Regions from separate parts of the Homo sapiens genome. Here all the other regions are linked to region 2. A link is a contact called in ENCODE Hi-C data. All regions are on one chromosome and are shown on one strand. Each heading gives the region's core, a stretch centred on a gene start or an enhancer-like site at or near the end of the contact. The rest is flanking DNA. Distances are from core to core; before and after follow the strand shown. Region 1 holds the start of CORO1C (coronin 1C). Region 2 holds the start of PLBD2 (phospholipase B domain containing 2). Region 3 holds the start of FBXO21 (F-box protein 21).

What was found. A loop is a pair of places that touch in the nucleus more often than their neighbours do. Pooled maps may share reads with other maps.
Region 1: a loop to region 2 is called in a pooled map, with 8 times the contacts of the local background. The contact joins the promoter of CORO1C here to the promoter of PLBD2 in region 2. A Hi-C loop is called at or near these places in 5 of 50 pooled maps.
Region 3: a pooled map shows a loop between it and region 2 (28-fold over the local background). The contact joins the promoter of FBXO21 here to the promoter of PLBD2 in region 2. A Hi-C loop is called at or near these places in 6 of 50 pooled maps.

What each region holds. Positions count from the first base shown.
Region 1 is chr12:108,728,963-108,732,895 of GRCh38, reverse strand. It overlaps CORO1C (coronin 1C), which reads left to right and starts at 1,378. Exons shown (of 11, transcript NM_014325.4): 1 at 1,378-1,467. RefSeq lists an enhancer at 704-1,507 and silencers at 1,120-1,629, 1,820-2,099.
Region 2 is chr12:113,357,207-113,360,902 of GRCh38, reverse strand. PLBD2 (phospholipase B domain containing 2) reads right to left here and starts at 2,316. Exons shown (of 12, transcript NM_173542.4): 1 at 2,013-2,316. The coding sequence starts at 2,302. It overlaps LOC105369989 (a long non-coding RNA gene), which reads left to right and starts at 1,393. Exons shown (of 3, transcript XR_945346.3): 1 at 1,393-1,573. RefSeq lists an enhancer at 1,058-1,557 and silencers at 1,893-1,952, 2,003-2,502.
Region 3 is chr12:117,188,922-117,192,535 of GRCh38, reverse strand. FBXO21 (F-box protein 21) reads left to right here and starts at 2,066. Exons shown (of 12, transcript NM_015002.3): 1 at 2,066-2,318; 2 at 3,174-3,309. The coding sequence starts at 2,080. RefSeq lists silencers at 1,850-1,909, 1,950-2,049, 2,330-2,379 and an enhancer at 2,850-2,939.

The DNA of each region.
Region 1 (3,933 bases), core at 129-2,628, 4.6 Mb after region 2:
GCCATTCCTTTTAATGGCAAAAAGTAATGCCACGATCATGGCTGCTAATATGATCTCATGGAACCCTGTGAGGGAGGGGCTGTTATCCCCATTTTACAGATAAAGAAACTGACCCTTAGAGAGGATAAATAATTTGCTGTGATAGCTGTCTTAGTTCAGGTCAAGCTTGATTTAAATAACACACGTTTCTGAGGCTGACGCTTAAAATAAAAAATCCCCCTGTGAATGGCAAAGATGCCTTGCTTTGGGAAGTAAATAGCCCTACCCCACAGTCGGTTCGGTTCCCCAGGCTCTGTTTCCTCAAATCTCGGTATTTCAGAGCTTGGTGTTTCAGAAAGGGACTTTAGCTATTAACAGGACAACTTCTTCATGCTGAAGATTAGGGGACTCAGGCCCAAAGAGGTAAGAGAACTGTCCCAGGTCACACAGTCTGACGGCCGCAGAGCTGAGGCTCAAATTCCCGTGCTCCGACTTTCAGGCCTGGGCCGCCGAGTTATTAAGGGACTCTGGCCAGGGAAAGGAAGGGAGGAACCCTGAAGTTTCCATTCCCTCACCTGCGAAATGGGGTCAATCACGGGCCCTCTTTGGGGTTACGTGGGTGTGGCCCAGCCCAGGGGCGGCCACTCTGCACTAGGAATGTGACAATGGACGGTTCAGGGAGGGCTGGAACGTCGGCAGTCCTCAAGGGAGGTGGTGGTAGGGTGTGACGGAGCCAGGGCGGAGCCTCGGGAGCCAGAGGCGTGGATTCGCGAATTCGGGGCGGGGCTTGGGGTTTAAACGTTGAGATGGGGTAGTGGGCGGGGCTTGAGATGCTAGGAATAGGGTTGCGGTCCTTGGGCGGGGCTTCTGGAAGACGGGGCGGGGCTTTGTGAGGCCGCTGGGCGAGTTCTGAAGCAGTGGGAGGGGAGCCGGGCTTAGGGAAGCAGGAGGCTGGTTTAAGGACTCGGATAGGCAGTGCGCGGGGCTCAGAGGAGCTAATGTTCCTGTATTGAGGGGCTCTGGGGGAATCTTTGAGGAGCCAGGGGACGTGGCCTTGCAGAGCCTAGCGGGTCAGTGGGCGGGGCTCTAAGAACCCCGCTCCGGGGTCTAAGGAGCAGTGGGCGTTGCTCGGAGGCGCCTGTGGGCGTGGCCCTCTACCACTCAGATGACTGGAGAGCGGGGCGTGCGCTTGGGCACCGCCTGCATCCCTCGGTGCGACCAGAGGGGGCGTAGCGAGGCGTGGAACGTGGGGTGGGAAGCGGGCTTCCCCTCCGGAAGTGGGCGTGGCGCACAGCGGCCCGGCAGCCCTGGTTGGGTCCCGCGCGGCGCGGGGGCGGGGCCTACGCGCGGTGGCGGGGGCGGTGGCGGCTGCCCGCGCCCCTCCCCCGCACGGCGCTCAGTGCCAGGCTGGAGGCGGCAGCGGTTGGAGGCTTCGCCCGGCTTTGCAGCGGGGACTTCGGCGGCGGCGCCTCAGGCACCTCGGCCCGGGTGAGCGGCTCGCGCCCGGCGGGGGCAGCCTGAGAGCGAGTCGGGCGGGCGGACCTGTCCTCTGAGCATGTGCCTGCGCCGCCTGACAGGAGCCGGCGGGGCGAGGGGCAGGGCTAGGTGGAGGGGACAGTGCTGGGTGGGCGCGCGGGGCGCGGGTTCACGGGCTGGGTTGCAAGGGGTTAGGGCCGGGGGCTGCTGTCGGGGGCTCGGGGAAAGGGAGTTGGGGACCGAACCAGGTGGCGTGGGGAGCGTGAAGCAGGGTCCCTGTGGGGAGGAGGCTTTCGAGGTCCGGAACGCTCCTGGCCGGGTGCGGAGCCGCGGGCCGAGGTGGGACGAGGCTGCCCAGGGAAGGCTTTTAGGGGTCAGGGATCGCCTGCTTGGGCGAGGTGCTGGGAGGGAAGGGCTGCTTCGGGCGAGGCGTAGAGCCCGGGGGCTCCAGGCCTGGGGACTGGGTTTGGGCCGCCCCAGGGAACGAGTGGGTGGGGGCGGGTAGGGGCCGGGCTCACGTGGGGCCGGGGCGAGCTGGGCCCTGCGTCGGGAGGGGCGAGGGCGGCCGCCTGGCCTGCGGGTTTCCTGGCTTTGGGTGCGAGACCAGCTCTGGGCCCTGCAGATCTCGGTTGGGGGTCAGGCGGGGCGGGGCAGAGCTGGAGCTGGAGTAATGTGGGTGGGGGCGGCTTGGGAAGAGGCTGAGCCCGGCCAAGGGAGCAGAGGGCTGGGACTGGCTGGGGGTTGGGAGGGGAGGAACGAAGCAGGAAGGCTGTCGGATCGGGGGCCCAGGGTGTCCGAGTGAACTGGGTGATTCAGAGGTGTGTTTCCCTAATAGCGGGGCAGCTGGCGAGGGACGCAGTAAAAAGGAGCGAGGTGCAGGTGGGGCCCCGCTGCGCCGAAATGACTGAGGATGAGGTCAGACGTGGAGGGTGGGAATGCAGAAACCGAGCTCTCCCGCCTGTCCCCACCGGCGCACGCTCCCCAGCTCTCCGTCTCTCAAATGATTTGAATGTGTTGGGGGAAGTGGCAGGCTGCGGTGAGAGCTGAGAAGAAAGGGGCTTCCTCTTGGAGGGAGGCGCTGGCCCTGGCATCCTTTTTTGGGAGTGTTCAAAGGATTTTGAACGCTGGAAAAGGAATCGTAGGCTTTACTGCATCACGATTTAGAAACACATCCTATATTTGGCCGTAATGTAGGCTGCCCTTGTTTTGTGGTGTCTAAAGTGCTTGCTCTACATGTTGCAAACGTGGGATTCAGAGTGCGAAGCAAATTGCAAGTTGTTCATTTCCCCCGGCATGGTAAGATACAAAGGCTTTTCCCTCCTATAAGACATTTGAAAAGAATTGAATGTAGTGCGCGTTTAATAAACTGGTCCTGGGTGGCGAATATATTTACTTTTGGAAATAGTTACCACAAAATATTAGGCCCTCTTACCGCAGCCTTTCTGCCTGGGATTACATTCTAAAACAGTACTTGTAGGGCTCTTAGTCACTCTATATAATAATGCATCTCATTGTCCTTATCTGGCAGAACGTTCTCCTGACACCAGGGCCTGCTGGAATAGACAGAAACATGATTAAGTATAAGCAGTTGCTTTGTACCGTCTGTTCAGTTGTGAAGGCAAATAGATACCTGTTTAATATTAATTCACTTTCTGCATTCCCTGTAAAACTGAAGAAATGTGCAAAATCTATTTTGGACTTGGTTCTATACATTTCAGATGATTTAAGGAAACTAGTATTTTTGGTTTGGAGGTATGTTTCACAGTCATAATGTTTGGCTATGAAGCATAATAGTAAACATTGGATCTGAGAAATCGCATAAATAAGTAGGGAAAAAAGTGAAATAAAACTGAGAATTGTGTTGTACCTTAGGTCTTGAAGTGCAGTGTTTCGTGGTGGAGGTTAGTCGTGTGTACTGAGGATTGGACAAAGATTTGGTATAAACGTCAGGAGCACACATTTTTGACAAATATAGAACCTATCTTGTCCATATTTATTTTGATTACTTGTGGAAGGTACATTAAAGCCTGATGAATTTTAATAGATACATACCGATGAAACATAACTGCACACAATATTGACTTTTTCATGATCCTTTGTTACTTTGCCTGCAGATTGTGCTAATCAGCATTTATACTTATTTATATATAGTTTAGGATTAGATTCGGTGTCAGTGAATAGCATTTTTTTAAACACCGTTGGATTTTTTGATAAAAGTTTTATGTTTAACTTATCTGTCACTTCTGGGATCCACTCCAACCATGAGGAAGAGAGTCACTCTAACGACTATGAGATGGAATGTTCAAAAGGATGAATATCAATTCTTAGTTATATAAGTGGGTATGTCGACGAGTCTCTTCTTTATGATGGCAAAATTTTAATTTCTCATATTTTGATTTGTCACAAACTGGTACTTTAGAAACATATTATTAATTGGTCTGTTTTACCTTTGACCTCTTTTCCAGGGGTGGGGCAATA
Region 2 (3,696 bases), core at 1,067-3,566:
GGGCAGATCACCTGAAGTCAGGAGTTTGAGACCAGCCTGGCCAACATGGTGAAACCCCATCTCTACTAATAATACAAAAATTAGCCGGGCATGGTGGCACACACCTGTAATTCCAGCTACTTGGGAGGCTGAGACACGAGAATCGCTTGAACCCAGGGTGGGGAGGTTGCAGTGAGCCAATATCGTGCCCCTGCACTCCAGCTGGGCAACGGAGTGAAACTGTGTCTCAAAAAATAAAATACAAATAAAAATAAATAAACAGTGCTTTCTGTGACCCCAGTGAATTTCCATGACCCTTTTGGTCCTACCTTGATATGAGGGAACATGCTCAGAGAGGTGAAGGGATTTGCCCAAGGTCACACAGCAGAGGGGCTGAGCCTGGAAGAACTTTCCATCCAGCACAATCAAGGAAGCCTTCTCTCCACTTCCATGTTTACCATAGTCAAGAGCAACACAGCCCAGGAGGGGCCTCCAGAGGCCAAAGCCCCCTCCCCATGCTGGGCCTCGCTCCTGCCCCTCCTCGCCTGAACAGTTCTGTCATGTCCTCTTGATTCTGCTATGCAGGGCCAAAAACATGAGTGAGTCAGCAAAGAACGGGTCACCAGATCCAAGAGTCCCGGCAGCCCCCGAGGCCAGCCACAAAGCTTCAGTTCCCTCCACAGATGCCAGCTCACTCTGTGGCCTCCTCTCTCTGGGAGCCTTCCCAGATTTACCCCAACCAGTGCCCCTGTGTCTGTGCAAATATCTCCCCCAAATCTCACGTCTACTTGATGTACCCCCCAAGTGCCACCAGAATGGGGGTGTCCTCGGCATCCTGTGTCTCCCTAACACCTGCAGAAGCCAATGGATGCCAGTAAAATGGATAGGGGCTAAAGTGGGAGGAGGCCCTTTCTGCTGCAGGGGGCAGTGTGGTCTGAGCACAGACCACATCCTGGGCACATCCTAGTGCTAGGGTTCCCTAGCATCATCTGGACACTAGGATATGACGGATGCACCCCGGGTTCCCTAGGATCCCCCAGCACAGCCTGATCCAGCGTCTGGGCCCTGCTGACAAGGCTTTGAAGCTGATCCTTCCCACTCCCACTGACTCTGATTTCTCTTCTATCGCTGTCTGTGTTTCCCACTGAGTAGAGACAGCTGCTCAGCTGTGTCCCTAAGGCCAACCATCAGGGTAATGAATAAATGAATGGGCACAAGCCCTTGTACAGAACTTGCAGCACATGACCACCCAACTAGAGCACATCCTCAAAATCTGGGCCACAGATGGGGAAACGGGAGCCCAGACAGGCGGAGGAGTTAGGTGAGACTCACACATCAGAATGACAGCCTGGGTTCCAGCAATAAAGATGGTGAGCATGGCTGCCAAACACGGCATCCAGCCAAGGACTTCCCCTTGGACCAGGACACAGAAGACAAGGGAGGAGCAGAGCCCTAGCAGGATACTAAATGGGTCTATGTGACTTTAGGGACCCTCTGCTTTTGGACTAGCCTGGAACCCAGGTTCAGTCCTGCTGACCTGGCACTGGAAGGGAGGCAGGGTGCTGGCACCCACGAGCAAGCCACAGCCAAGCAGGTAAGAATTAGTCTCCTGCTGAGTTCTCATCACCCCTCAGGCCTGGGGACAGGGGGCTGGCCTCCATGGGGTGAGGAGGCAAAGTCTAGGGAAGGGAGCAGGTCCCCGTGAGGATAGAATTTACCCACCAGCCATGGACCTGATCCAGATGCAGGCACTGCGGCCTCGGTGGTAGGGAACTGGCTTCTTGGGGACAGAAGTACTGTCACCACTGGCTGAAGGCAAGGGACTGGCCCCATGAGGTGAGGGATGCCGCAGTAGCCAGCTCCCAAACAGGGTACTTGGCCCGCAGGGCGGTGCTGCAGCCTCGGGAGTAGCTGACCCCCAGAGAAACGGGCGTTCCCACCCGGCAAGAGGCCGGTCCCGGGAACAGGCGAGGTCCGGCGCCCACGCATCCCCCTCCCCCGATGGCCCCGCGTGGGGATAAGCCAACCCTTACCCAGTCTCGCGGATGGCGTTGGTGAGGTTGGCCCAGGCCACGGCGTCAGGGTGGCGTCCGTCCACCATAAGCAGCTGGCCCGCCGAGACGTCCAGGAGCACCGAGCGGCTGCGGGAGGCTGGAGGGACCTGCCCATCGCGCGCCCAGCGGCCCCCCGGCGCTGGGATCGCCCCCGCCAGGCCGCTCAGGAACGGCCCGACCAGCAGGGCCAGCACCAGGGCCAGCGCCAGCGCCCGCGTCAGCGCCCGGGCCAGGTGGCTGCCGGGGTAGCAGTACATCTGGCCCACCATGACCGCACAATGCTGCGCCCCGCAGCCCGGGTCACGTGACTGCGCTCTGCCATGGGCGGGGCCGAGGGCGGGCGGGGCCGGGCTTGGGCTGAGCCTTTCCGGGATGGGAGGGGCTGGCGCGAGGGGAGGCCTACGGGGCGGGACCCACCTTAAAGAGCCCGGCCGCCCCTTCCACCTACGCAAACCCGGTTTAGCACACTTCCCCAAGTTTTTTTTTTTTTTTTTTTTTGAGACAAGACAAAACCTCCATATGTCGCCCAGACTGGAGTGCAGTGACGCGATCTCGGCTCATTGCCACCTCCGCCTCCCGGGTTCAAGCGATTCTCCTGCCTCATCCTCCTGAGTAGGTGGGATTACAGGCGCGCACCACCACGCCCAGCTGATTTATGTAATTTCAGTACAGACGGGGTTTCGCCATGTTGGCCAGGCTGGTCTTGAACTCCTGACCTCAGGTGATCCGCCTGCCTCAGCCTCCCAAAGTGCTGGGATTACAGGGGTGAGCCACCGCGCCCGGCCAGATTTATTTAATGGTATTTGCCATTTATTTAATACAGTTATCTAATGCAGTCTTTATTCCAACTTTTCCCATTGTCCCTCAAATACCCTTTTTACATGTGTGTGGGAAAAAGCTGTCTAACTACTACTCAAAACCTAGATGCCGTCGGGCGCGGTGGCTCACGCCTGTAATCCCAACACTCCAGGAGGCCAGGGCGGGCGAGTTCAGGAGTTCAAGACCAGCCTGGGCAACATGGTGAAACCCCCGTCTCTACTAAAAATACAAAAAAGTAGCCGGACGCAGTGAGGCGCGCCTATAGTCCCAGCTACTCGGGAGACTGAGGTAGGAAAATCACCTGAGCCCGGAAGGTCGAGGCTGCAGAGAGTCGAGATTGCACCACTGCACTCCAGCCTGAGCAACCAGAATGAGACCTTGTCTCAAAAGAAAAAAAAAAAAAAAAAAACCTAGATGCAATAAAAGATTAATGCATTTGACTGTATAAATTTTTTAACTTTTTCATGTCAAAAAACTCAATAAGCAAAGTCAAAAGACATCTGACAGACCAGGAGAAACTATTTGCAACATATATCATATATATACATTACATATATATATGTATATATATCTCAACATATATCATATAATATATCAGGAACTCTTAAAATTTGAGAGGGAAGGCCAGGTGAGTGGTTCATGCCTGTAATCACAGCACTTTGGGTGGCCAAGGTGGGAGGAATGCTTGAGCCCAGGAGTTTGAGACCAGCCTAGGAAACCTGGCAAGACTCTGTCTCTATAAAATATAAAAATTAGCTGAGCTTGGTGGTGCACACCTGTAGTCCTGTTGTGGGAAACTGAGGAACGGAGAGACCAATATGAGAGAACAGGAGGATGTTTATTT
Region 3 (3,614 bases), core at 817-3,316, 3.8 Mb before region 2:
GGCATTATTATTATTAATTATTATTCCCATTTTACAGATAAAAAACTGGGCCTCAGAAAGGCTAAGTAACTTCCCTAGTCAAACAGCTGGTTAGACTATCGCAATCAATAGATAATTGAGAATCTGCTCTGTGCAGGGCATGGGTCAAGTAACTAGGCTTCTAGAGGTGACTCAGACACAGTCCTAGCACTGAACTCCCTTCAGATTTAGTGGGAAAGATGCATGTTGAATAGTTGTAAGTTAAGTAATTACAAGACTGCAAAATGCTGGGCAGGAGCCATATCTGGTGCTGGTGCTGGGGCGGGGGAAGGGAGAGCATTTGGAAAGGTTAAGCTGAGCCCTGGAGGAAGAGGAGGAGCTACTGGAAGGGGAGGACTGCATGAAGTGCCTTGCAGGCAGCAGGAATAGTATATGTAGGGCCAGAAATGGGAGGAAAGAGATGACCAGCCTTGCTGGGGTATGCATGGCTAGTGAGAGAGAAAGACTTCAGATAGGTAAGAAGAGGTGGAGTTTGTTGCTTTGCAACAATGTTTGGGATGTCACATTCATTTCTACGGGAAATAGGGAGCCACAGATGGCTCAACGCCATCCATTGAGAGTCACTTTACTAGTTCAGCTCTCTCAGGGCATCTTGATTTCCAAGTTGCCAGGAGTACTTCATTGGACCCTCCATGTACTGACAACAGATCCTTCTAACTGTAATTGCACTTTGAGGTTTTGAAGCAAAGACTCCATTTTTCTCACCCCTGTATCCCCAGGGCACACAACACAGGGCTTTGGCACTGAACTAAACTGATTTTTTTTTTTTAATGTGCAGATCCTGAGACTACCCTCCCAATCCTGAGTGATAACTCCCGCTTTGAAGACTCAAATCCAGGCTTTAGCACTTTTGTCTCTGTAACTTTGAACCAGTGACTGCCACCTGGAAGAACTTTGCCTTTTCTGTAGAATAGGTATAACTGTGGTACCTATTGTGGGAGGTCAGACTATGCTCCCCAAATATGAAGGATTGTTGAGCTGGAAACAATTAAGAAACCAGTACAGGAGAGCTCTCTGCCTGCCCTCTATTAGCCTAAAATCAGGGCACACATTTGAGGATTATTATTACTCCCCTACACCATCATAGAGGGCTTCCCATAGCACCCACTCAAGAATATTGTTATTATTACATCATATGGTTAAGATTACTGACAAGCAAAAGTCAAGTGGATCTGAAATAGAATCCAAGACAAGGGGCTGGGCGCGGTGGCTCACGCCTGTAATCCCAGCACTTTGGGAGGCCGAGGTGGGTGGATCATTTGAGGTCAGGAGTTCGAGACCAGCCTGACCAACATGGTGAAACCCTGTCTCTACTAAAAATACAAAAATTAGCTGGCTGTGGTGGCGGGCGCCTGTAATCCCAGCTACTCGGGAGGCTGACGCAGGATAATTGCTTGAACCAGGGAGGTGGAAGTTGCAGTGAGCCGAGATCACGGCCACTGCACTCCAACCTGGGTGGTGGCGCGCGCCTGTAATCCCATCCGCACGGGAGGCTGAGGCAGGAGAATCGCTTGAACCCAGGAGGCAGAGGTTGCAGTGAGCCGAGATAGCGCCACTGCCCTCCAGCCTGGGTGAGAGCAAGACTCCTTCCCAAAGGGGGAAAAAAAATCCAAGACAAGGGATCCTGAGCAAGCCCTCTCACTCTCCGAACCTGTTTCCCCATCTGTAATATGGGGAGAAAGTTCGCAGGGTAATTCGGAAAGGTCCAATGCGCACAGAAAGCGCTCAGCACGCGTGAGAATAGATACCATTTTTATTTGTTAATTTTAAACATTAATTACGTTTAAAAGAATCAGTGCTACTATTGTTGTCCCGGACTAGAGGCGGCTTGCGCTGCCGGCTCCAAGCACAGAGCCCAATTATGTCCTCCCTTTTGCGGCGCTGCCACCCGCGCAGCCCCCAGCCGATGCAGGGGAGGTGTGGCCCGCGGATGGGCGGAGCGATCTCAGGACTCGCCCCCAAGACCAGTAGGCGGGGCCAGGCGGGGCGCCCGGGCACTCTCGCACGCGCGCGCGCGGCGGCCCCAGGTACGCGGACAAGATGGCGGCGGCAGCAGTCGACAGCGCGATGGAGGTGGTGCCGGCGCTGGCGGAGGAGGCCGCGCCGGAGGTAGCGGGCCTCAGCTGCCTCGTCAACCTGCCGGGTGAGGTGCTGGAGTACATCCTGTGCTGCGGCTCGCTGACGGCCGCCGACATCGGCCGTGTCTCCAGCACCTGCCGGCGGCTGCGCGAGCTGTGCCAGAGCAGCGGGAAGGTGTGGAAGGAGCAGTTCCGGGTGAGGTGAGCCAGCGGCCCCGCGCCCCGGCTGCGCGCCCACCGCCCCGCGCCCCCCGGGGCCGGGCAGCCGCCCCGCTAGCTCCCCGCGGCCGCCCCGCGCGCGGACCCCACCCCGGACCCCTTCCCGCGGACAGACAGACAAAGGCCTCCAGGCCCCGGACCCTGCGGGGCCACGCCAGGCGGACCCCCGGGTCCCCAAATGGCGCATCTAGGAGCGCCTCGCAGCCGGGTCCTCCGTCAAGGGTGACGCTGGCGGCGGCGCGGCTCGTCCCTTTTGCGCGCTTCTTTTGTGCCCGACTTCGGGCTGAAATGTTTACATGGACCCAGTGATGCATCGATCGGGCGGGCGCAGCATCCCCGGGCTGGTTGTGGACGGCACAGATTTCAGCGTGGCCCCAGGATGAAATCTGGCCCTGCACACTCCCTCTGTGACCTTGGGGGGAGCGACTTCCCTTTTTTTGAGCCTCGTTCATAGACTTTGAGTGGTGGTGATCATTAGACCTACCTTTCACCGTGTTTATTAAATTAGATGATGTCCGGGAGGCACGCACGCAGGGCCCCGGCTCCTAGGAGGCGCTCAATCAGTGCTCACTGTCATTGTCATTATTATTATTGTTGTTGTTGTTACAACTGTCCCCATTTTAGAGATGGGGAATGGAGACATCATTCATGCCGCTACGCCAAGGTCACACCGGGAGTGAGTGAGTGAATGCTGGTGGGGTTTTGAACTAGGTCTCTCGCCGGGGTCCCTCTTACCACTGGACGCCACTGCTGTCCCTGTTTCCAAGGCTGCCTTGGATTCGTGGCCGCCTGCCTTTGAGTTTCTGTTAAGCTGAGGGGGTGTTTCTCTCCTCGTAGGTGGCCTTCCCTTATGAAACACTACAGCCCCACCGACTACGTCAATTGGTTGGAAGAGTATAAAGTTCGGCAAAAAGCTGGGTTAGAAGCGCGGAAGATTGTAGCCTCGTTCTCAAAGAGGTTCTTTTCAGAGCACGTAAGGATCTGTTGATGTGGCTCTAAGCTTTGGCTTGCTGGTGTATGTGTCTGGGTCTGCAGGCATGAGCTCATCCAGCTCTTTTCGTATCTCCCTTTTCAATGCTCTCACAATCCCTTACTCACTTAGATGGCTGCAAGAGTCATTGTGTCCTTTTCCTCCTATCCAACAACACGAAGCCATTTGTCTGTGCCAGCTTTACTTTTCTAAAGCCAGAGAGAGAGTGGGGGTGGAGGGAGCAGGGAGGGACCCACGCAGCACAATGTAGACGGAGTCCAGATCAGCATTATTTCTCAAATGGGTTC